Linked DNA regions of Homo sapiens: regions 1 and 2 are each linked to region 3. A link is a loop called in an ENCODE intact Hi-C map of the cell type or tissue named here. Cell type or tissue: PC-9. All regions are shown on one strand.

Evidence for each region. Hi-C counts contacts between places; a loop is a spot of excess contacts. Peaks named below come from ENCODE experiments on the same cell type or tissue, not always from the same donor. Only the 100,000 strongest peaks of a DNase experiment are listed, where the experiment ranks them.
Region 1: a loop joins it to region 3, with 6 times the contacts of the local background. A loop is called at or near these places in 27 of 110 quality-filtered maps.
Region 2: a loop joins it to region 3, with 8 times the contacts of the local background. A loop is called at or near these places in 26 of 110 quality-filtered maps.

Annotation. Positions count from the first base shown.
Region 1 is chr7:129,632,261-129,640,260 of GRCh38, reverse strand. All of the region lies in intron 1 of NRF1 (nuclear respiratory factor 1), which reads right to left. Among named protein-coding and RNA genes, the nearest start is that of NRF1, 25 kb to the right of the region's middle. In PC-9, CTCF peaks have their summits at 4,321 and 4,523 (motif pointing right); a DNase peak (open chromatin) is centred at 4,530; H3K27ac peaks cover 536 bases.
Region 2 is chr7:129,338,344-129,346,343 of GRCh38, reverse strand. The region is part of intron 1 of AHCYL2 (adenosylhomocysteinase like 2); the gene reads right to left. LOC105375500 (a long non-coding RNA gene) reads right to left here and starts at 5,567. Exons shown (of 2, transcript XR_927962.3): 1 at 1-5,567. RefSeq lists an enhancer at 6,039-6,603. In PC-9, CTCF peaks have their summits at 2,896 and 3,102 (motif pointing left); a DNase peak (open chromatin) is centred at 3,063.
Region 3 is chr7:129,468,908-129,476,907 of GRCh38, reverse strand. It overlaps STRIP2 (striatin interacting protein 2), which reads right to left. Exons shown (of 21, transcript NM_020704.3): 18 at 6,193-6,259. Among named protein-coding and RNA genes, the nearest start is that of SMKR1, 30 kb to the left of the region's middle. RefSeq lists an enhancer at 6,530-7,069. In PC-9, a CTCF peak has its summit at 4,399 (motif pointing right); DNase peaks (open chromatin) are centred at 4,367 and 5,227; H3K27ac peaks cover 2,742 bases.

The DNA.
Region 1 (8,000 bases), 160 kb before region 3:
ACAGGCATGAACCACAGCACCCAGCCGTGAATTTGTATTATAAAACGGTATGTGTGTTGAATTGATTTTTCAAATTGTACCTGCAGCCACCCATCCTGGTCCCTCTAATACATCTCCTGCTCCCTCAACCCTCAACCCCACCATCACTGCCTTAGATAATATACAATAGCTACTTTGAGAGTTGATTCCCACAAACTGAGAGGTCTGACAGCATGATTCTCAGCCACAGGAATAAATGCAGTTTATAAAGTTGCCAAAGCAGTCTTGTGAAGCTACAGTATTCTGTGAGCGCCAGAGTGTTCAACTGACTTTATGTTCTTCTTCACCTATATTAAATTGTTTAGCTAACTATCCATTCCCATTTTCAGTAGATGGAAAGAGAAAAATATTACTTTTTTTAAAAAAGGGGGGGCGGAAGAGCGCAGTGGCTCACGCCTGTAATCCCAGCACTTTGGGAGGCTGAGGCAGGCGGATCACCTGAGGCCAGGAGTTCGAGACCAGCCTGGCCAGCATGGTGAAACCCTGTTTCTACTAAAGACACAAAAATTAGCTGGGTGTGGTGGCATGCACCTATAATCCCAGCTACTCGGGAGGCTGAGGCAGGAGAATGGCTTGAACCCAGGAGGTGGAGGTTGCAGTGAGCCCTGAGATCATGCCACTGCACTGCAGCCTGGGCGACAGAGCAAGACTCCATCTCGCAAAAAAAAAAAAAAAAGGGTTGTGGGGACAAGGGGCTGACTTTTTAAGGAAAATGGAGAGTTGGGCACACCATTTCTATGTTTGTATTAAACCAATTTATAAAAATTATTTTAAGTTGAATTTTAAAAGGTATGAAAATCTGTACAAATTATTATTTATATAAATTTAGGAACAAGGAAACAACAAAATGTAAAACTGGAACCACGCCAATTACTGGAAATCAAGTATATATGGAAGAGTCAAGATCAAATAACCAAAATCCCCATAAATTGTCAGGAGTTTGAGAGCAGCCTGGCCAAAATAGTGAAACCCCATCTCTACTAAAAACACAATAATTAGCCAGGCATGGTGGCGCACGCCTATAATCCCAGCTACTCGGGAGGCTGAGAAGGGAGGATCAGTAAAGCCATGGAGGTCGAGGCTGCAGTAAGCAGAGACTGTGTCACTGCACTGCAGCCTGGGGGACAGAGTGAGAACCTGTCCCAAAAAAAATTCCCATATTTACTTTGTGAGTTAATTCATTGAGATAAACTGTATCTTGAATTACTTAGAAAATTAAAGATGCCATATAATCAAAATTAGAGGCACAGTAGTAAGAAGGAAAAAAAATCAAATTAGAATCCTACACAAGGATGTTAAAGTAAAAAAGCATATTATATTTCAAGACTAAAGCAAAATTTAGAAAGTAATTGAACATAAAATTAAAATGCCTTTACCTAAAACTAGGCATAACATCTCCATTTTAGAATTTAAGTCTATAAAAGATATCACTAAACTCACAGAAGGAGGGGAGAAATGCTACCTAAGTTCCTAAAGAAATCAAAACTACCTAAATAACATTTACACTATATTTCCTGTTTAAAAAAACCAATCACCAAAATTTTTCCATGACTACTACCAATGTTGCCATTTACAAGAAGTATAGGCTAGAGAAGAGAATAATTATCCCATAAGAATAAAAAATATTTTTCTCAATACCACTTTCTCAGTGTAATCTTTGATAAAATTCTCAAAAACAGAAGGGGAAAAGAGGCCATCAAATGTAATTTACCATACCCACATTTATCAGCAGCTACTCGGTCCTGGCCACAATGGATGTCCTGCAGCTGGCTGTCAAACCACCAAAAGCTGCTCATCATCCACCTTCCTAGTCTCTTAGAACTAAGCTCACTTGGGTCAAAACAAGTCAACCGTCTTTCTCGCCAGCAGTAATATGCTGGAATAAAGTGTCAAGTATAATTCTGGCTGCCAAGATTTTGTTCTGAAGAACAGACTTGTAACTATGAAAGGGGACATTAAATTAGAGCTATTGTCTGAAAGAAAAGGGCAATCTGTATCTGTAGCTTGACTGGGATAACACAGGTCTTGATCTGTAGTCAAACCAGAGGAAAAGGAAGCAACCAGAAAAAAACACCACATATCACAACCCCCAAAAAGAGTGAACTATTGAAAAAAAAAAAACTGTGCCAGTAGCAATGTACAAAAAAAACTAGAGTCTACTTTAGAATAGACTCCATGTGCTGTGCAACAAGGAATATTAACTCTTGGTACAGAGAAATATCACAGAAGCCTTAAAGCAGAGGTGTCCAATCTTCTGGCTTCCCCAGGCCACGTTGGAAGAATTGTCTTGGGCCACACATAAAATACACTAACACTAACGATAGCTGATGAGCTTAGAAAAAAAAAAACAAAAAATAAAATCACAAAAAAATCTCATAATGTTTTAAGAAAGTTTATGAATTTGTGTTGGGCTACATTCAAAGGCATCCTGGGCCGCATGCAGCTTGTGGGCTGCGGGTTGGATAAGCTTGTCTTAAAGGATGAAATAGATTTATGTGTATTGACACACAAAAAAATCCATAAAATGATGGAAATTGAAAACAACAGGTTATAAAATCTGCTAGAATGAGTGTGGTCTCATTTTTTTAAGTGTAAATAAATATGGTTGTGGACAAACAAAATAATTTCAAAAGATATACTAAAACTATTAAGAATACTTTTTATCTATGCAAAATAGAATTATGGATTATAAAAACTTTATTTCTGCTTTATAGATTTATTTCTCCCTTCAAAATAATAAGACTGTGATTACTTTTATAACCATTGTTATGTCCAGGTTTGAGAAAGAAAAGACAAACAGCATAAGCTCTTCTTCTTTTTACCAAATGAAATACCAGAGGCCTCCAAACTCATGAAATCAGGGACACATACAGACTTTCCAAGCTGCCCAGTGTCCTCTGGGAGCCATTTTCTTCCTTGCTTTTTTGCAGGGGTTTCCAATGAATCTTCTTCTTCTTTTTTTTTTTTTTCAGCAGAGCCTTTTCTTTAAGCAGAATCCTGTACAGAACCTCAAAATGTAAGGTAACAGTGGAATTTCTTCTATTGAAGGGTATGGGAATGCAGAGAGTTAAAGCCATTCATCCTCCTCACCACTCAGAACTCCAGAGCACAAGTGGAAACATGGTGATTAATCCAAGTATTTCACTGTACAGTTGGGAAACTGAGGACCAAGGATTACTCTCCTGTTAAGCCCTGTCTTATTGACTGGTCTGTGGGTCATTTTACTTACTAGGCATTATAGACACAGTAACTGGGGCCTGCAAGCTTTTCAAATACATACTGAAAGTTTAAGAGAAACTGAAAACACACAAATTGGCTCCAATAACTGTCAAAAAGACAAAGAAACATAATGGTTCTTGAAGTTCAATATGATTCAAGCACTCCAAACACCCTGGCAGCTTTGCAAATGAATACGTTTTTCTATTGTCTAAGGTTTATGTTTAGCCATACGTATCTATCGAAGCAACACAAACTAGAATCAGCTATTGAGAAAAGACAAGTGGAAGAAAAGCAGCAGCAGAGGGATAGTTTTCGAAACTGAAAAGAGACAGAAAAGATACATTGATCAAATTCCCCAAACACCCCAATGGCTTAGTGAGCATAATCTAACAAGATAAATGTTCACAGGCATAAACATATCATTCTAAACTTTGTTCTAAAAAAACCCATTGAAAAGCCAGGTGCAGTGGCTGACGCCTGTAATCCCAGCACTTTGGGAGGCCAAGGTAGGCAGATCACCTGAGGTCAGCAGTTTGAGGTCAGGAGTTTGAGACCAGCCTGGCCAACATGGTGAGACCCCATCTCTACTAAAAATACAAAAATTAGTCGGGTGTGGGGCACACACCTGTAATCCCAGCTATTTGAGAGGCTGAGACACAAGAATCGCTTGAACCCAGGAGATGGAGGTTGCAGTGAGCCGAGATCACACCACTGTACTCCAGCCTGGGCAACACAGTGAGACTCTGTTTTGAAAAAAAAGGAAAAAAACCCACAATCCATTGAACAAAAACAGGATGATGGAGACTTGTGTCATCATCACAGAGAAAGTAAAAAGATTCAGAAACACTGGCTCACAGTAAATTTAGTCTGGAAAAAAAAGTATCACATGACAAGCAACATATGCACAATGTGAACAAAGACCACTCCTGTACTTAGCCCTGGGCACTCCACTTTTAAAGATACGAGAAAAAGCCCGTTACATTTCACTGGGACTATGAAAATGCTTAATTAATGAATAGTTAGAAAAATAAGAGGTGTTTAAATCTAAAGAAGGACTTTAGGAATCTCTCTCATAAAATATTAAAAGACCATTATGAGGAAGAGGAATTAGATTAAGTCTGTGACCCTAATAAAAAAAAAAGGTAGGAAATTATGGCAAAATTCTGGTCAACAGATCATTTTTCTAACGGGGTGTATAGACAGAGTGGCTGGAAGCAGTGAGTTCTCCCATCACTAGATGTCCTCTTGCAAAACCTAGACAACCACTTGGGGGCACTGGAGACGTGGGCCTTGCATGCATCCTGACTTAAACGAGCAGGCAGAAAGAAAGGTAACAAAAAAAGATTCCACCCCAGGAGAGTCTGAACCCTGCGGTCCAAAAGTGTTTATTAGGAAGACTGTCTTAGGTCATTTGGATACATACCCCAGATAAGATTGGATACAGTCCTTGCCCTTCTCCTGGGAGAACAGAATCTATTGATATTCTGCTGCAGCTGGGGGTATGTACAAATGCACATACAAACAGAATTATACAAACAGTATGAAGCTAGCCTTAAGCAAAGGCTCGGTCCTCTTTAAAGAACTGTAACACTCCCAAAGGTGGTGTGCTTAAAAAACAAACAAACAAACAAAAACTGTAACAGTAGAAGCTGAAAAGCTCTCCCAGAGAAAGGTAGGAAAAAAACCAAAACTCTTCTGCTATCATAGTCTTAAAACATTTTATACAGTTGCCCTATAATTAACAAATTACAAAGGAAAGCAAGTTTTATTAACGTATTGTTTCCCTTTTCCCATCTCTGAAGATTATATTCTATATAGTCAAATTAATGCTCCAACAATACCTTACTTAATGCTACAATCTCAACCATCCCCAACCGCCTAGAGACCCTGAGAAAGGACTTGGACTTGTTTTATTTTGCCTTTTAAATTTATACACTATTCCAACAAATGCAGTCCTCTGATTTCTGAGGACAAAGCAGAACTGGTAAAGCAAGATAAAGAGAGTAAAAACACATGGAAAAGGAAAAAAATAGATAAAGAAAAGAGAAAGCAAACAAGAACAAGCGAAGTACAACCAGCTGGTATTATTTATGTAGGGACAACCAGCCCCACAGACCTCAATTACTTGTAATCCTATCACAGGGCAAGCAGTCCATCAATATACCTGAGTAAGGTGTTTTTGAAAAACACACGAGCAACCTGAAAATATATACATCAGCCACTTTGGAAGCCTGTTTGGCAATTTCTTACAAAACTAAACATAGTCTTACCATAGGATCCAACAACTGCACTCCTTGGTATTTACTCAAATATGCTGAAACTTATGTCCACACAAAAACCAGCACACAAATAAATATTCACAGCAGTTTTATTCACAATTGCTAAAACTTGAACACAACCAAGATGTTACTCAGTATGTGAATGATAAACAACTTGTGGTACATCCATACAGTGAAATATTATTCAGCATTAAAAAGAAATGAGTTATCAAGCCATGAAAAGTTATCAAGCCATTAAATACATATTGCTTAGTGACAGAAGCCAATCTGAAAAGGCTACATTTGTATGATTCCAACCATAGGACATTTTTGGAAAAGGCAAAACTATGGAGACAGTAAAAAAAAATAGTTGTCAGGGGTTAGAGAAAGGAGGGAAGACAGGAGCACCAGGAGACTTCTGGATTAGTGAAACCATTCTGAATGATTATATATTTGTCAAAATCCACAGACTGCACAAACACACAGAATGAACTTGAATGTAAACTATGGACTTCTGTTAATATTGGTTCATCAACTGTAACAAATCTACCACACAACAGCAAGATATTAATAAAGGAAATGGGTAGGAGAGAATATGGTAACTCTCCATACTCTCCACTCAATTTTTCTGTAAAGCTAAAACTGCTCTAAAAAATAAAGTGTGTGTGTGTGTGTGTGTGTGTATATATATATATATATATCTTTTTTTTTTTTTAAATACAGATGTAAAAAAACAATATTCCCTTAAAAAATCACGGTCAAAGTGGGGTACAGGGATTTTCAGGCATGGTCAGGAGCTCCACCAATCTAAATCACCACAGCCTGCCGTTATATAATGCTGAATACTTTCACAGATTTATAGTTTATATATTATAAATTTGTTACACATATAGTTTATATATATTTATTCTTAAAGTACAGTTTTATATATATATACACATACACACACACACACATCACTTATAGTTAATAAGTATGGTTATCTAGTGCTGAATACATCTGAACATAAAGGGTGAGCAGTGGTGGGAAAAGACTGAGAAGTCAGGAGGGTTGGTCAGCTGCATCCACTGAAGATTCCATGTTGCTGGTGGAAGTCTCCCCCTCCTGCCACTGGTGAGAAAAATGGCTCAGACTGTTGCTTCTTCACTTTAAAAAGTTTGGTGGAGCTCTTGTTTGCCAACAGTAGCCTATGGTGGCACTTGTCTTAAATTGTGTATCATGCTTTTCCTGCTCCCTCCCTGCAGTGGCATAGCATGTTAATAAAGATCTAACTAAAAAGTGCACAAGGGTTCAAAGGCACCTAGAACAAAAGAAGTCACAACACAGTTCAGTAATCAGTGCTTTCCACAGTGACATCAAGTTGCCAAGAAAAGATAAAATTATAAGCACACCACAGTATTCTGGCTTAATGAGCACAGAAATACTTGTAGGCTTTTTATTTTCCTTTTTCCCATAAAAAATGGTTAAAACCAAAACAGTATTTAACGTTTAAAAAGATAAGCATCACCTATCTGGAAAATTTGTTTACTAGAAAAATCTCATATAAATTTAAAAGCATGTTCAGTAATACAGCCTCTTTCCAGATGCCACTTCTATGGTGTTTGCATATTAAGAAATAGACTATCAATATCTGGTATAGGTAGTAAATTTACCAAGTATGTCTGATATATAATGCTCATTCATTTTCTTTCCCCCTTTTCAACTAAGAATCAATTAAAATGGGATTACAGGCTTTATGTAGCTGTTTTGCAATTTTATGTAATCCTTAAAACTGGGTCCCTTTTATATTAAAGGGTACCAAAAAATACATACATAAGTGGGAAGACAAGAAGCAAAGGAAAAAACCAAAATATTGACTGTAGTATCTCTGGATAGCTGGGCTACAAATTTTTATCATCTTCATACTTCCCTTTATTTTTAAAATTCCCTACAAAAAACATGTATTACTTTCACACTCCATTATATCAAATATCTACAGCATTTAAAGTGAGTAAACTATAACTACATGTACCAATAAAGTTTAACCTCTTATACAAAGCTTAAAAACATATAAAACAATATTACACTTTTTAGTTTTCCCTGCAATCCAAACATTGTTTTTTTTTTCAGTGGATACATATATATATACAGAAAAAGTTTGTAAAAATGCAGGGAGAGAATAAATATCAAATTGAGAATAATGGTCACAGCTGGGAAGGGAGAGGACTAGGATGGGGAAGGGGTGCCCAATAAGCTTCAACAATAACTGTGATTTTTATTACTTTAGGTAGTAGGTATATGGAATTTATTATATTGTTCTATATCCTTTTTTATGCCTAAAGTATTTCAAAAATTGTTTAAAGTGGCAACTACTGTAGTCATACTAAAAACAGTAGGACTTAACCCTAATCTCTTCAAACTACTTAAATGGGGTTATAGTACTGAGTAAATCAGAGATAAATGTATCTATTATAATAAGAAAATTCTTTTAAGAGACAGGGTCTC
Region 2 (8,000 bases), 130 kb after region 3:
CATTCTTTTGATACCACTGTTTTTAACAGTTGAAAAAACTGAGGCTCTGAGAAGTTTAACTACTCAAGGCACATAGTAGGAAACAGCAAAGACAGGACTTTAACTCTGCTCTTACCATCATTCCATGTTGTATTTCCTAGGATTTATTTGAAAAAGGAGACACAATACTGAAGGAAAAGGAACAAAACCAAATACCAACCACCACCACAACCACTCTGGTTGTAGAAAAAGGAAATTACACACCCTTACCTTCTCTTATCCCACAAATCCTCTCTGATAATCTTTTCTGTTACCATGTTTCAGTTATCATCTATATGCTGATAACTGCTAAATCTCTACTTAGACAGCCCAGATCTCTCAGATCTATATACTTAATTGCTCATTGGACATCTCCACTTATACATCCCACAGGTTCCTCAAACACAGCCTGTCCAAAACTGAACTCATCATCTTACCCCCCCAAACCTGCTCTTCCTCCTCTAGGATTACCTATGTCAATAATTGAGCCTCTATTTCGGAAACCTGGAAGTCACTCTGAGATCACTTCATCCTATCCTACCACTTCATTTGCAGAAATGGCCCCAGTATATAATTCTGTGTTCTCCAGCCAATGATCCTATCATTGTCTTCCTATTCATGAACTCTTTCCCAGTTTCATTTTCCTTCTTTTCTAGCCTAGATTTCCTGTCCATCTTGATAATGTGACTCTAGAAACACCTTCACTCAGTCATCAACGGTCTAGACTAAAGCAAGCCAACCACAACAACACCTTCACTCTCTTCATTATTTTTGCCAGGCAAAACCTAAATTCTGATGACATATACTAATTAATTCCATGTTTGGGCCCAAGCAGTTACATGTTGCAAGAGAAAAACCATGTGTGACTAAGCTGACAGGTTTCATATTAAAATCACCTTCCTAAACATCTAATGAGCATCGATAGTTCTTCAGTCATCTTACAAAGTTTCTTTAGTAGGCACATACTCCCCTATCCTCTCCCAAAAAGAATACTGTATGTTTGTCCCCTCAACTTCTTCACCTTCAGGTGGCAGACTTACTTTATATATAAAAAAGAAAATAAATGTAAGAAAACAGAAAAATGTCTGATGTAAACTCTCTCCCTTTCCAATCACCAGGCAAACCTCATATGCACAGCTTCCTTCTTACCCTCTCCCACTGAAGGCAGAATTTTTCTTTTCTTTTTTCTGTGGCCCAGGCTGGAGTGCAGTGGCATGATCTCGGCTCACTGTAACCTCTGCCTCCTGGGTTCAAGTGATTTTCCTGCCTCAACCTCCCGAGTAGCTGGGATTACAGGCACCTGTCACCATGCCTGGCTAATTTTCGTATTTTTAGTAGAGATGGGGTTTCACCATGTTAGCCAGGATAGTCTCGAACTCCTGACCTCAGGTGATCCACCCGCCTCGGCCTCCCAAAGTGCTGGGATTACAGGTGTGAGCCACCATGCCCAGCTGAAGGAAGGATTTCTATTTGAGCTACAGTCTGTTCCCTGTCAAGTTAGTAAGAACTCTTTTTTTTCCTCCCCGCTTCCTGCCCCTTTTAAGGACTCTTTCCGCATGACCTGGTAGCTTATTTAGCTCTCCCACCACTCACTCCTTTGTTCACTATACTCCATCAACAGTCTTCTTTTCCAACTTAGGGCCTTTATACATACTGCCACCTGCTTTGTTTCCTTCATAACACTTATAATTTTTGGTTACTTCAGTTTATTTTCTCTTTTGTTGCTGACTCATCTCACTACTATCACAACCCGAGGCAACCACTGATCTGTTCTGTTACTATAGATAGATTTGCCTTTTATGGAACGTCATACAAATCATATGGAATCATAAAATACTCTTTTATATCTAGCTTCTTTCATTTAATGTTTTTGAGATTCATCCATACTGTTATATGAGTAGTTCATTCTTTTTTACTGCTGAATAGCACATTACATGGGTGTACCATACTTTATTTATCCATTCATTTATTGATGGACATGTGGTGTTGTTTCCACTTTGGGGCCATTATGAATCAAACTGTCATGGACACTTGTGTATAGGTCTTCATGTGAACAATGGGCTTCATTTTCTTGGGTAAATGCATAGGTAAGGGTGAAATTGCTGGGTCACCTGGTAAGAATATATTAAATTTATAATAAACTGTTTCACACCAGCAATGCATGATCATTACAACTGTCCCACACCCTCATCAGTAGTAGCTATTGTCACTCTTTTTAATTTTAGCCATTCTAGCAGGTGTGCAGTATCTCACTGTGGTTTTAATTTGCACTTCTCTCGTGGTGTTGAGTATCTTATATGCTTATTAGCATTCATATAGTATGTACTGTGCTATGTCTGTTCAAATCATTCCTCCATTTAAGAAACTAGATTATCTTATTACTGAGTTTTAGATTCCTTTATATGAATTCTAAATACCAGTCATTTTTCTGTATATGTATTGTGAATATTTTCTCCCAGTCTGTGCTTGCCTTTTTATTTACTTACCTGTGTCTTTTGAATAGAAGTTTCTAATTTTGGAGAACTCTATCAAAACATTTTCTTTTAGAGTATTTTTTGTGTGCAAAGAAAGTTTTGCCTACCCCAAGGTCATGAAGATTTTCTCCTTTGTTTTTTTCTATAGTCTATGATCCATTTTGAGTTAACTTCTATACTTGGAATGAGATCAGAAACAAAGTTCACTTTGCCCCCAAACAGTATTTAGTTGTTCCAGCACCATTTGTTGGAAAGAAAAATTTTTCCCCACAGAATTATCTTGGCTTCTTTTTCAAAATCCAGTTCATTCTATAGGTAGAGGTCTATTTCTGGAACTTCCCATTGCTCTAAGCTCCCCCTCTCCCTTTCTTCTTAAGTATTAAGCACAAAATAGTCTTCGAAGTCATAATTGATAGCAGGGAAGGTGCCTTAATTGTCCATATATCGCTAACAAAGTGACATCAGCATGACAATTTAATTCCTATTATAATGCAGGACAAATAAGAAAACATATGAAAATTAATGCTAAGTTCATCATAAACAGACCACTAAAAACAAACAATATCCTAGTGCCCTCTAGTGGGAGGAAACTGTACGGATATGCCAAGCAAGAAAGATGAGCTTTTAATAAACACTACTCACAGGAATATTGAATACCAAGAAATGTGACTAATATTTCCATGCCTTCTCCTCATGCTTTTTAAGACAAAAAATTTTAAATAAAAAAGGAAAATGTTTTGCTATTTTAAGCAACTTTAATCCAATGTGAATGCAATGAAATAGAAAATTGGATAGACAAACAAAACAGGTATTTGGAATTTATATCCCCATAGTATACTTCCCTATATAAAGGAAATGGGGCCAGAGGCCAAAGGAAAAGAGAAAAGATTTCACATAATTAAAAGATGTAAATGAAATTGTTTCAAGATACATAGTATAAATACATTATCAAGATATGTATGTTAATATATACTTGTAACACATAACGTGTAATATTATATACATATATGCCAAATTTTTCTAGAATGAAGCACAAGATGATGTCAACAATGACTGCCTGTGGTGAACAGAGGTGAGTAGGGAGAAAGGAAAGATTTACATATCCCTTATTTTAAACATGTAAAATAAATGCTCTTACTTTAAAATAAGGTCTACCACTTTGAAACAGTCTAATGGTAATTTTATATGCTTATACATGAACTCCCAAAATAGGTGGCAAGTGAATAATACTGCGTTTAGAACAGTGTGTTTCAACAGTTGATTATAATTAACCCTTGTTAAGTCCCTCAAGGTACAAAGCTACATAGCCGCATTCTCTAACACACAGAAGGGAGATTACTACAAGTTCCCTCATCTTTTAATTGGAAGTTCTTGGTATATTCACCTACCTTTTGCTTCTTTATTCCTATTTTAAAGGAAAGGGTCTCTCTCTTCATTATTGTCTCCTTCAAACTACCTCCCTACCCATATATTTTTAAAATCTATTATTCTGGTCACTTAGGATCAAAACTGAGTCATGACTCTTACTCTCCTTCCACAAATGTTCTTTGTTTCTTCTGGATATTACCTTTGAGTTAATGGGGAGGAGGAGTCTAAGAAGACTTGGGTTTCTGGTGCTCTCCTACCAGCTGATAGGGTGAATGATGATACCAACAAGTAACAGGAATACTTCAACACTGGTGTCCCTTCCCAACTCCACCCCTGTACTTTTGCATATAATTTCCTCAGTTTAAAATGCCTGCTCTGTCTCCTTCTTATTAAACTCTTTCTATTTACTTTCTGTTCTCCTTCCCTTCTCTTAATGCCAAAGTACATGCTGGTTCCCACATAAAGCTTTACCTTTATAACCCTGGAGATAAACCATTCTTCTGAGTGGTTTAATGGTTGTAATTACTGCCTGTACCACTTAACAGACTTGTAGTCCATGCTCCTTTACACTGATATTCTTCTCTTTAAGCACTTGCTATTTTTTCCCAAGTGTTGGTAAATTCTCAAGATCGTGGACAGATTACACAGTTTGTTTTATTTCTACTATCTTGCCACAAATAGGTTTCATATGATAACCATGAGTGTGTTATTCCCACCCTCGAAATTCACAGGCATTCGACAAGAAAGCTTTGGGGACAATAGTCACTTTTACTGCTATCAATGACTTACACATACTCAGTCCTCCATTCCATCTTCATCTGCCTCCCACCTCCATCACCACCCTGCCAGCCACTGCCGCCGCCAGATCTCTTCATTCCTATACTTTCCCTTTCTTTCTCTGGTAAGTGGTACCAAAGAATTATATGCTATGCTTTTAGTTAATTCTAACGAAGGGGTTCAGAGTATGCTACCCTGGCATAAGAACTATTTCACACTGAAGGCAGTTGAGAAAAAGCAGACACAGAAGTTCTCAGCCTCCCTCCCCACATCCACCTTTCCTCTACCCTTGTGAAAGTGTCCCCCAACCACTTCCCTTACCAGGAAGGAGATAAAAAGCCTCATCACTGGAGAAAGGATGGCACTGAGAGTCAACACAAACAAACCTTGCTAACTAGCCTTTATCTACCTAGTTTCTCCATATATTTGTGTTCCCACACTTGCTACCCCTAGAAGCTCAATGTCCTTTTCCTTTGTCTTGTCACTTCTCTAAAAAATTTCTATTCTTTGCTAAGATGCTATGTAACCCCAAGTTCTAACTACCTCTTTGAGTTACTCATCACTGAGCTCTCCTTATGTATGTGCCATGCATAAACTTTGAAGAAAAGAAAAGAAAAACTTTGTTTTTCTCTTGTTAATTTGTCTTTTGTCAGTATAATTTGCAGCCCCAGCCAACTTTTGATCAAACCAGCATAACCTTGATTCCAAAACCAGACAAGGGCAGTACAACAAAGGAAAATTATATACTGATTTCAATCATGGACACAGATATATATACAAAATATGAGCTCATGAACAAAATAGCAAACTAACACAGCAATGTAAAAAAAGCATGATCATATAAGCTTATCCAAAGTATTCAAGAGTGATTAAACATTTAAAATACTACTTTGTAGAATTACCACCATAATGGATTAAAGGAGAAAATATCATATGATCTCAATAGATATAGAAAAAGCATTTGATAAAATTCAACAATTCATAATTTTTAAAAAACTCAAATGGGTAAAAGCAGTTCTTAGAAATTAAAAATAATGGAATTTAAAATTTCAACAGAAGAATTGGAAGAGGAAGTTAAAAACAATTTTATAAACAGTAGATAAAACGACAAAGGGGAGAAATTTTTTTTTTTTTTTTTTGAGACGGAGTCTCGCTCTGTCTCCCAGGCTGGAGTGCAGTGGCGCGATCTCGGCTCACTGCAAGTTCCGCCTCCCGAGTTCACGCCATTCTCCTGCCTCAGCCTCCGGAGTAGCTGGGACTATAGGCAACTGCCACCACGCCCGGCTAATTTTTTTGTATTTTTAGTAGAGACGGGGTTTCACCGTGTTAGCCAGGATGGTCTCGATGTCCTGACCTCGTGATCCGCCCGTCTTGGCCTCCCAAAGAGCTGGGATTACAGGCGTGAGCCACCGCGCCCGGCCTGAAAAACTATTTTTTTTAAACTGGCAGATCAGGACAGAAAGTCATAAAGAACAGAGGAAAAGGGGCCAGGCGCGGTGGCTCATGCCTGTAATCCCAGCAGTTTGGGAGGCCAAGGCGGGCGGATCACAAGGTCAGGAGATCGAGACCATCCTGGCTAACACGGTGAAACCCTGCCTCTACTAAAAAAAAATACAAAAAATAAGCCAAGCGTGGCGGAGTGCGCCTGTAGTCCCAGCTGCTAGGGAGGCTGAGGCAGAAGAATGGCGTGAACCCGGGAGGCGGAGCTTGCAGTGAGCCGAGATCACGTCACTGCACTCCAGCCTGGGCGACGGAGCGAGACTCCGTCTCAAAAAAAAAAAAAAAAAAAAGAGCAGAGGAAAAGGAAAAAGAGAGCAACAAGAGCAAAACTGGATAACAGTGTACTCCTTCAAAATTCTAAAAGAAAATCAATTAGTGGCCAGGCGAGGTGGCTCATGCCTGTAGTCCCACACTTTGGGAGGCTGAGGTGGGAAAATCACTTGAAGCCAGGATTTTGAGACCAGCTTGGGCAACAAAGCAAGACCTTATCTCTAAAAAAAAAAAATAATTAGCAAGGCATGGCAGAATGCACCTGTAATCCTAGCTACCAGAGAGGCTGAAGTGGGAGGATTGCTTGAGCCCAGTAGTTTGAGGCTGCGATGAGCCAGCCTGGGCAACAGTGAGAGATCCTGTCTCTAAAAATGAAAAGAAAAATGGCAAAAAATAGTCCCCAGAATGGTGTGAATTTTAATGGCTGCATTAAAGGCATGGAAACATAGATGGATACATAACTACTGAAAAATATAACAAAGATAGTTACCAGTCTTCTTCTATCACAAACACTGCAGTAACTTATATCTTTGTATATACTTTTCATATATGTTTGGTATATCAATAGGGTACATTTCTAAAAAGTGAAATAATTTGGTCAAAGACTACATACATTTTTAGGTTTGAGAGATATTAACTCTCAAACTGCCCTCCAAATTGACTGCACCAAGATTGCACTTCCACCATGAACGTATGAGTGTCTGTTTTTCTACACCTAGAACTGGTTCTTTAAAACAAACAAATAAGCAAACATAAGAGACAAGAACCTAAATGGCTAATGTGAAGTTAGAACCGAGGGAGAAGTTGAAGAATCAATGTGGCAACATCACTGAAATATAATAAGGGCACTGAGAATTAGATAACAAATCAATACCAACTTAGGAAACAGGATGCCTTTCCAAATAAAAGGAAAGGAGCAAGTTGAAAGTCTTAATAGCTTCTATTTTTCCATTAAAGTAGGAAGTGAGATCCGAACACAAAGGATGTGCAGAAATTTGAAAGAGACCCATCACTTAAAATAATCGTAAAGTGGACAGGGCCTATATGTGACACAAACTACATAAGACACTATTAAGAAATTAAGCTCTATTAAACTACATTAAAATCAAAAGACAAATGACAAATTGGGGGAAATATTCACAATTCATATTACAAAGGACCTTTTTCTTCAATATACAAAAAGCTCCAACAAATTGATTTTTTAAAAGACCAACAATCCAACAGGCAAGTACGCAGAGCATGTCACCAGTTTACATAGAAAGAGAAATAAATACAAATGGCCTTAAAGAGAAATGTAAATTGAAACTTCAATGACATACCACCTTTCATCCATCAGAACAGGAAAGATCCGAAAGTCTGATAACACAGTGCTAATGAAGTTGCAGGAAACAGCTACTCACATCCACTGCAGGTGAGAATATAAACTGGTTTCTATTCTCCATGAAAAGCCATTTAGTAATATCTATCAAAATTTATAAGGTAGGCCAGGCACAGCAGGTCACTCCTGTAATCCTAGTTCTTTGGGAGGCCAAGGCAGGAGGATCACTTGAGGCCAGGAGTTTGACACATGCCTGGGAAACAGCAAGACCTCCA
Region 3 (8,000 bases):
GTCTCGTTCACTCAGTGCTCAATGTTGCCCAGGCTGGAGTGCAGTGGCGTGATCTCGGCTAGCTACAACCTCCACCTCCCAGCCGCCTGCCTTGGCCTCCCAAAGTGCCGAGATTGCAGCCTCTGCCCGGCCGCCACCCCGTCTGGGAAGTGAAGAGCGTCTCTGCCCGGCTGCCCATCGTCTGGGATGCAAGGAGCCCCTCTGCCCGGCTGCCCAGTCTGGGAAGTGAGGAGTGCCTCTTCCCGGCCGCCATCCAGTCTAGGAAGTGAGGAGCGTCTCTGCCCGGCCGCCCATCGTGAGATGTGGGGAGCACCTCTGCCCCTCCGCCCCGTCTGGGATGTGAGGAGTGCCTCTGCCCGGCCGCGACCCTGTCTGGGAGCTGAGGAGCGTCTCTGCCTGGCCGCCCCATCTGAGAAGTGAGGAGCCCCTCCGCCCGGCAGCCGCCCCATCTGAGAAGTGAGGAGCCCCTCCGCCCGGCAGCCGCCCCGTCTGAGAAGTGAGGAGCCCCTCCGCCCGGCAGCCGCCCCGTCTGAGAAGTGAGGAGCCCCTCCGCCCGGCAGCCGCCCCGTCTGAGAAGTGAGGAGCCCCTCCGCCCGGCAGCCGCCGCATCTGGGAAGTGAGGAGCGTCTCTGCCCGGCAGCCGCCCCGCCCGGGAGGGAGGTGGGGGGCAGCCCCCGCCCGGCCAGCCGCCCCGTCCGGGAGGGAGGTGGGGGGCAGCCCCCGCCCGGCCAGCCGCCCCGTCCGGGAGGAGGGGGGCACCTCTGCCTGGCCACCCCTTCTGGGAAGTGGGGAGCCCCTCTGCCCGGCCGCCACCCCCTCTGGGAGGTGTACCCAACAGCTCATTGGGAGCGGGCCATGACGACGATGGCGGTTTTGTCCAATAGAGAGGGGGGAAATGTGGGGAAAAGATGGGGAAATCAGATTGTTGCTGTGTCTGTGTAGAAAGAGGCGGGCATGGGAGACTCCATTTCGTTCTGTACTAGGAGAAATTCTTCTGCCTTGGGATGCTGTTGATCTATGACCTTGCCCCCAACCCGGTGCTCTCTGAAACATGTGCTGTGTCCACTCAGGGTTAAATGGATTAAGGGCGGTGCAAGATGTGCTTTGTTAAACAGATGCTTGAAGGCAGCATGCTCGTTAAGAGTCATCACCACTCCCTAATCTCAAGTACCCAGGGACACAAACACTGCGGTAGGCCGCAGGGTCCTCTGCCTAGGAAAACCAGAGACCTTTGTTCACTTGTTTATCTGCTGAACTTCCCTCCACTATTGTCCTATGACCCTGCCAAATCCCCCTATGCGAGAAACACCCAAGAATGATCAATAAAAAAAAATAAAAAGAAAAAAAAAAAAAAGAAAAAAAAAGAGTCATCACCACTCCCTAATCTCAAGTACCCAGGGATACAAACACTGCGGAAGGCCCCAGGGTCCTCTGCCTAGAAAACCAGAGACCTTTGTTCACTTGTTTGTCTGCTGACCTTCCCTCCACTGTTGTCCTGTGACCCTGCCAAATCCCCCTCTGCGAGAAACACCCAAGAATGATCAATAAAAAAAATAAATAAAAAATAAAAAAATAAAAAGATATCAATATAATACATATAAAATATTTAATATTTTCCATCCCCCAAAGCATTTCCTTGCACAGCCTACATTTCATACCACTGCTCTCAACAACCATTCAGATGCTAAGCATTGCAAAATACATACTGAGCCCACATCCACTGCCTTCTCCAGCAACCTCCTTTCAAAGACCACACTTAACTTCCACATAATCATACGTTCACCATCCTTCATTTAAGTTTGGAATTTTATTTCAATTTTTTCCTAGTTTAGTGGATTGAATATGAATACCGACATTTGGAGATACACAAATTTTTAAACTTCCTGTACCAGGTGGGAGGGGAAACTACTTAGTATATTGGTGAAGATGGCCTATCTAAGAGCTAATTAGTTTGACAAAATGGGAATACTTCAGAAATTAATATGCCATTAGCTCACCTTTATTTCATGTTCATCATGCTGTTTAGAGTTTCATATAAAGTTGAAATGAATTCAGTTCAAATTCAGAAAACTGAAAAAATATAAATCAAGACTACCTCAGCCCAGCGGTGGCTCAGGCCTATAATCCCAGCACTTTGGGAGGCTGAGGCAGGTGGATCATTTGTGGTCAGGAGTTCAAGACCAGCCTGGCCAACATGGTGAAACTCTGCTTCCACTAAAAAGTACAAAAATTAGCTGGGCAGTAATGGCACACACCTGTAATCCCAGCTACTTGGGAGGTTGAGGCAGGAGAATCGCTTGAACCTGGGAGGTGGAGGCTGCAGTGAGCAGAGATTGCGCCACTGCACTCCAGTCTGGGCGACTGTCTCAAAAAAAAAGACTACTTCAGCCCAATAATTCCACTTCTAGGAATCTAAAGGAAATAATCAAAGATTCATGTGCAGCTGGGCATTGTGGCTCACACCTGTAATCCCAGCACTTTGAGAGGCCAAGGCAGGAGGATCACTAAGCCCAAGAATTTGAGACCAGTCTGGACAAAATAGGGAGATTCTGTCTCTAGGGAGATTTTATCTCTAAAAAAATTTTTTTTTAATTTAAAAATTAGCCAAGCATAGTGGCATGTGCCTGTAGTCCTAGCTACTTGGGTGGCTGAGGTGGAAGGATCATTTGACCCTGGGAGGTCAAGACTGCAGTGAGCTGTGATCACACCACTGCACTCAAGCCTGAGCAACTTCGAGACCCTGTCTCAAAAAAAAAAAATAAAAGATTTGCATGCAAGGATGTTTGTTTTGGAGTTACACAAGGAAAACATAAATAAATGTCAACAGCACAGAATCCTTTTTGAAACTAAATAGTGGAATATTATGTGTAACTATTAAAAATTATGTCCTGGGCTGCGTGCAGTGGCTCACGCCTGTAATCCCAACACTTTGGGAGGCTGAGGTGGGCGGATCACCAGGTCAGGAAATTGAGACCATCCTGGCTAACACAGTACAACACTGTCTCTACTAAAAATACAAAAAATTAGCCAGGCGTGGTGGCATGTGCCTGTAATCCCAGCTACTCGGAAGGCTGAGGCAGAAGAATCGCTTGAACCCGGGAGGCAGAGGTTGCAGTGAGCCAAGATGGCGCCACTGCACTCCAGCCTGGCCGACAGAGCGAGACTCCATCTCAAAAAAAATAAATAAATAAAAATAAAAAATAAATAAAAAATTTAAAGAAATTAAAATTATGTCCTCAGCTGGGCATGGTGGCTGACACCTGTAATCCCAGCAATTTGGGAGGCCAAGGAGGGCAGATTGCTTGAGCCCAGGAGTTCAAGATCAGCTTGGGCAACACAAAGACCCCGTCTCTACAAAAAATACAAAAATTAGCCTGGCATGGTAGCATGTCTGTGGTCCCACCTACACCCAGCTACTTGGGAAGGTGGGAGGATCACTTCAGCCCAGGAGCTTGAGGCTGCGATGGGCCGTGCTTCAGGCCGAGTGCACTGCACTCCAGCCTGGGTGACAAAGCAAGACCCTGTCTTCAAAAAAGAAAGAAAAAAATTGTCCTCTAGAATGTTTAATAAAATGATATTGTGAACATTTAAATTTTGCTGTCAAATGAAATATCTATGTATAAAGTCTTAGTTTTGTTAATGTGTTTATATATGAGTGAATATATATATAATTGCAGCAAAATATTAACAGTGGCTATATGTAGGTGGCATAAGAGTATTTTTCTTCCTCATACTTTTCTGTTTCTCCAGTTTTCTGCAATACGTATATTTATTTTAATATCAGGAAAAAAACTTCAAAAGTTACTTAAAGAAAATCCTATAGCCATTCGTTGTGGCTCATGCCTATAATCCCAGCACTTTGGGAGGCTGAGGCAGGTGGATCATCTGAGACCAGGAGTTCGAGACCAGCCTGGCCAACATGATGAAAGCCTGTCTCTACTAAAAATACAAAAATTAGCTGGGCATGGTGGCACGTGCCTGTAGTCCCCGCTACTCAGAAGGCTGAGGCAGGAAAATCACTTGGACTCACGAGGCAGAGGTTTCAGTGAGCTGAGATCACACCACTGCATTCCAGCCTGGGTGACAGCACAAGACTCTGTCTCAAAAAAAAAAAAAAAAAAAAAAAAAAAAGGAAAAGAAAAGAAAATTCTATATATTCAAATAGCCAGTACATTTTCTGTGCTTGCAATTTGTTAAGCCTGAAAAAAACAGATATATCTTACTCATATGAACATTAGTGTTTTTCTGAGCACAGAAGTCACCAGTTTAGATAAACCATACTGAGGACCTATGTGGAATAGACTCACTAGTTATTGCAGCCCATGACTGGGCTCATTCAAAATTCAAGCAAAACAAAAAGTCTGTGGTTACTAAATGAAACCACCAGGTGCCACTATTGCTTCACACAAAGTAGTAAAATACTTAGCATGACTATTTTTCAGGAAGAATAAATACATGCTTTCACTCTGAATAATATTAAAATCTTCTTAGAAAACATAATAAATTATTATGTTCACTTCATTTCAGTAATTTTATGCACATATCCCAAAGGTCAATTGGGAGAGATGTGAAAGTGTGGTTCCTATCAATTCCTATATATGAACCAATGGGGTTGGAACTGAAAATAAAAAACACATTATAGGAAGAAATAAATTCAGGCCATAAAAGTTGACTTTATCTTCTGAAATGCCCTACTAATAGCAGAATTTTAATGCTACTGTGTACCACTGTTTCTGTGGAAAATGTATTCTTCATTCCAACTCTGAATGGCAGGGGATACATGTCTCTCTACCCTGACTTCCACTTTCAACTGGTAGCTATTTAACTTCTCCATCTATAAAATAGTAATACTAACCTCATAGAGTTGTTTTAACGATTTAATAGCTACATCTCTGTAGTGTGGGTAAAAAAAATTTTTTTTAATAAAAAACTTGAAAAAAGACTGAATAGCATCATAAATAACATAGAGAGGGTTAGACAATTTATTACTTCTCTGTAGGAATAAAAAGCTTCCAACTTCTTTGGCTGCTGAGGCCACATCTAAATAAGACCAGGGAATCTCTCTATCCCAGTGGTAAAAAAGGGTGCTAGGTTGGTGTCTCAGGACATGGGTCTTTTGACTCATGTCTGATTCAGGCTCTGTCACCTATGAGGAGTAAACCATGACAAGTCACTTCATTCACTGGGCCTTCAGGTTTCTCATCTTTGAAATAAGGGGGTTGGATCAAATGGCTCTTAAGTCCCCTCCAGCCAAGAATCCCATGGTTCTATAAAACCTGTACCACAGAGATTGTCATTCTATTTTTGCATAATATACTTTTCTGACTCAACATTTTGCAGGAATTACAATTGGAGGACAAAGGGTTGTAGTAACCATTGGTGCATGCCATGATTCAATCATTTGACATTTATTGAGCTCTTCAATGTACCAGACAAAGTGCTAGACTCTAAGGATATAAAAATGATTATACTACCTCTTCATTCAAGGATTCTACAGTCAAATTAAGAAACAGACACAAATGCATAATTACAATGCAACAGGCTGGAGGTATGGATTGTGGCTTATCTAAGGAGCTATGGCAATACATGATGAGGTAGATACCTCATCTTCAGTATGGCTGTTGTTCAGTCAGTTTCATGGAATTAAGAATAACCGTGAGTGACTTTTCTGATTTGCCTAGAGCTGTTTTCAAGATGAGAAACTTTCTGGGCTATCCTTTTGTGGCTATATAGACTTTTGCCTCCGAGAGACTTAGACAAAGTATTTTCTCAAGTACACATTGCTTGCTAGGTTTTATTACCTATATGAAAATAAGAAGTGAACTCCCTGTAGCACAGCAGAAAGAAGACAGATAATTATTTGTGCTAGACCAGAAGAGATTGTCCTGCATTTAGCATAGATATTCACGCTCAATTTCGGTCCCATTATGTTTCTAAATTCCTTTTCCTCCTTAGTGTTTTTCACTGGCTGTTTCCTCTTCTCTGAAAAATGCTACGCTAAACTTTTCCAAATCTTTCTCAACTGGGTCAGCAACTCTAAACCCCTGCTGCATCTCTGCTCTTGCCAATATACCTTCATTGATCTGAGACTCTCAAACCAGGGCATTAAGGGGTTGGAGAAGAAATGAAAGAGCAAATGCCAACCTGTGCTACCTAGCAATTTCAAAGGCTACCAAATCCCCATCTGCTTACCAGACTTTCAGTAGTAAGCTCCGGCAAATCCTGGATGGTACAGCAAGGATAATCCAGGACTGAGATGCTGTAAGATGCAGAGATAAGGACAGGCTTTAGGTAAATGGCAACAGCAGGAATTGGCTGTATCTGGAAAGGGCAGGAGTTATTTCTCTCCAGCAGCCCCTATCCATTTCCCAAATTGCTTAGTGACCTCAGCTGAAATGAGGGCTCTGGTGCCAGGCAACTCTAGCTCCAGTCTCCTTTCCTGTCATGAGAGGAACCAATGAGTTCTTTGAGGCTGGCACCCATCTGGTAGATGCAAAAGAAAGCAGAAAGAGAGCCTCTTTTCTTAGCACTCCTTGCTTCTTTAAAGGAACATGTAAACTTGAGTGCATTTGTGTTTCTGCATTTAACTGTATGTGTGAATATAACTGCTCCCACAGACACTGCCCAAACCCATCCCACTGGATAACAATCTGAGGATGGGAGGATGAAATGATCCTCCTGTGTCTCTCACCAGATCTTTCTGAAAGCTGGGAGCTCTGGGGAATGATTACAGAAGCCACTCCTAAAGGAAGCTTGAGACAGGGGCAGTTTCCTATAGAAAGGCTAATCTAGTAACTCAAGAATGGTAATAGCTGACAGTGGGGGACTGCAAGCTACAGCTCTGTAGTGAGCCCAGGGAAGCAGGCATGAGTTAGGAGGGGAAATAAGGCATTGCATTATGACAAGGACATAGTTACAAAATAAATGACAGCTGTCTCTTTCCTCTTCTCCCTTCTTCACTGACACAATACAGAATCTGGACTAGCTAATCTCTAATGCCCCTTCTGGTTCTGATGTTCCATGAGGTTTTGAACACCAACCTATCTGAACTAGTGCAGCTGGAAATGGATAAAGGATGTTGGCAAAGCAGTGGCTTTGACGACGACAAGTTCACACTGCTATAATGAACCTGTCTCTACATTTTAAAAGTCAAAACTTCTATACAAGTAAAAGGCAACAATTTATTTGGCCAGAAATGTTTACCTTTGTCCAAGATAACCTGGGGGACCAGGGTAGGAGAGGAGAAGGGTCAGCTTGGGAGAGGGCAGTGTCAAACTACCTGTAATGTTGTTCATCATCTTGATTCACTCTATTGGATTTTCCCAGGGTTGCCAGTTCTGTACTGCTCCATTAGGATGAACATTCTTGGCTGGCTCATCCACCTATCCACCCACCTCCCACTGACAAAGCCCTATGGCAAAGTAGTTGCCGGCGACCAGGAAATGGGGGTGGGAAATCAAAGATAGATTTGTTCCATTCTCTTAGTGAATTGAAATCTAGCCTAAGGGGGCATAAAATTAATTTACAAGTATCTAGAACATCTAGATTGTTAAGAGCCATGAGAAAATTCTGCAATAATGAGCTGTGATCTCCAAGTTCTCAGAGATCATTCAAAAGTAAAACTTACAGATGGTGCATAAGAGGATCATCTTGTTCAGGCCAACCTTAGCAAAAGGTGTAGTCTGTTGCTACCACTCTTCCAACTCCAAACTGAACCAAATGGACATCTATTGAATTGTCTGTACCTCCCATTCTAGGTCCATGGGTGCAGAAGGAACATTCAATTTCTGTATACCACTCCCCTAGCCACAGTTGATCTAGGAGTGAACCTCTAACCCAGGGAATCTGGAATAGGGATTGAAGAGTCAATTCAGTCTCTGAGGTGGGGCATGTTTAGCTCATATAGACGTATTTCACTATGCGGCCTGAGAAGCAAACAATGCAGACTGATAAATTTGTCAGTGAGAGAGGAAACTGGAGTGGAAATACAGAGGCCTGGT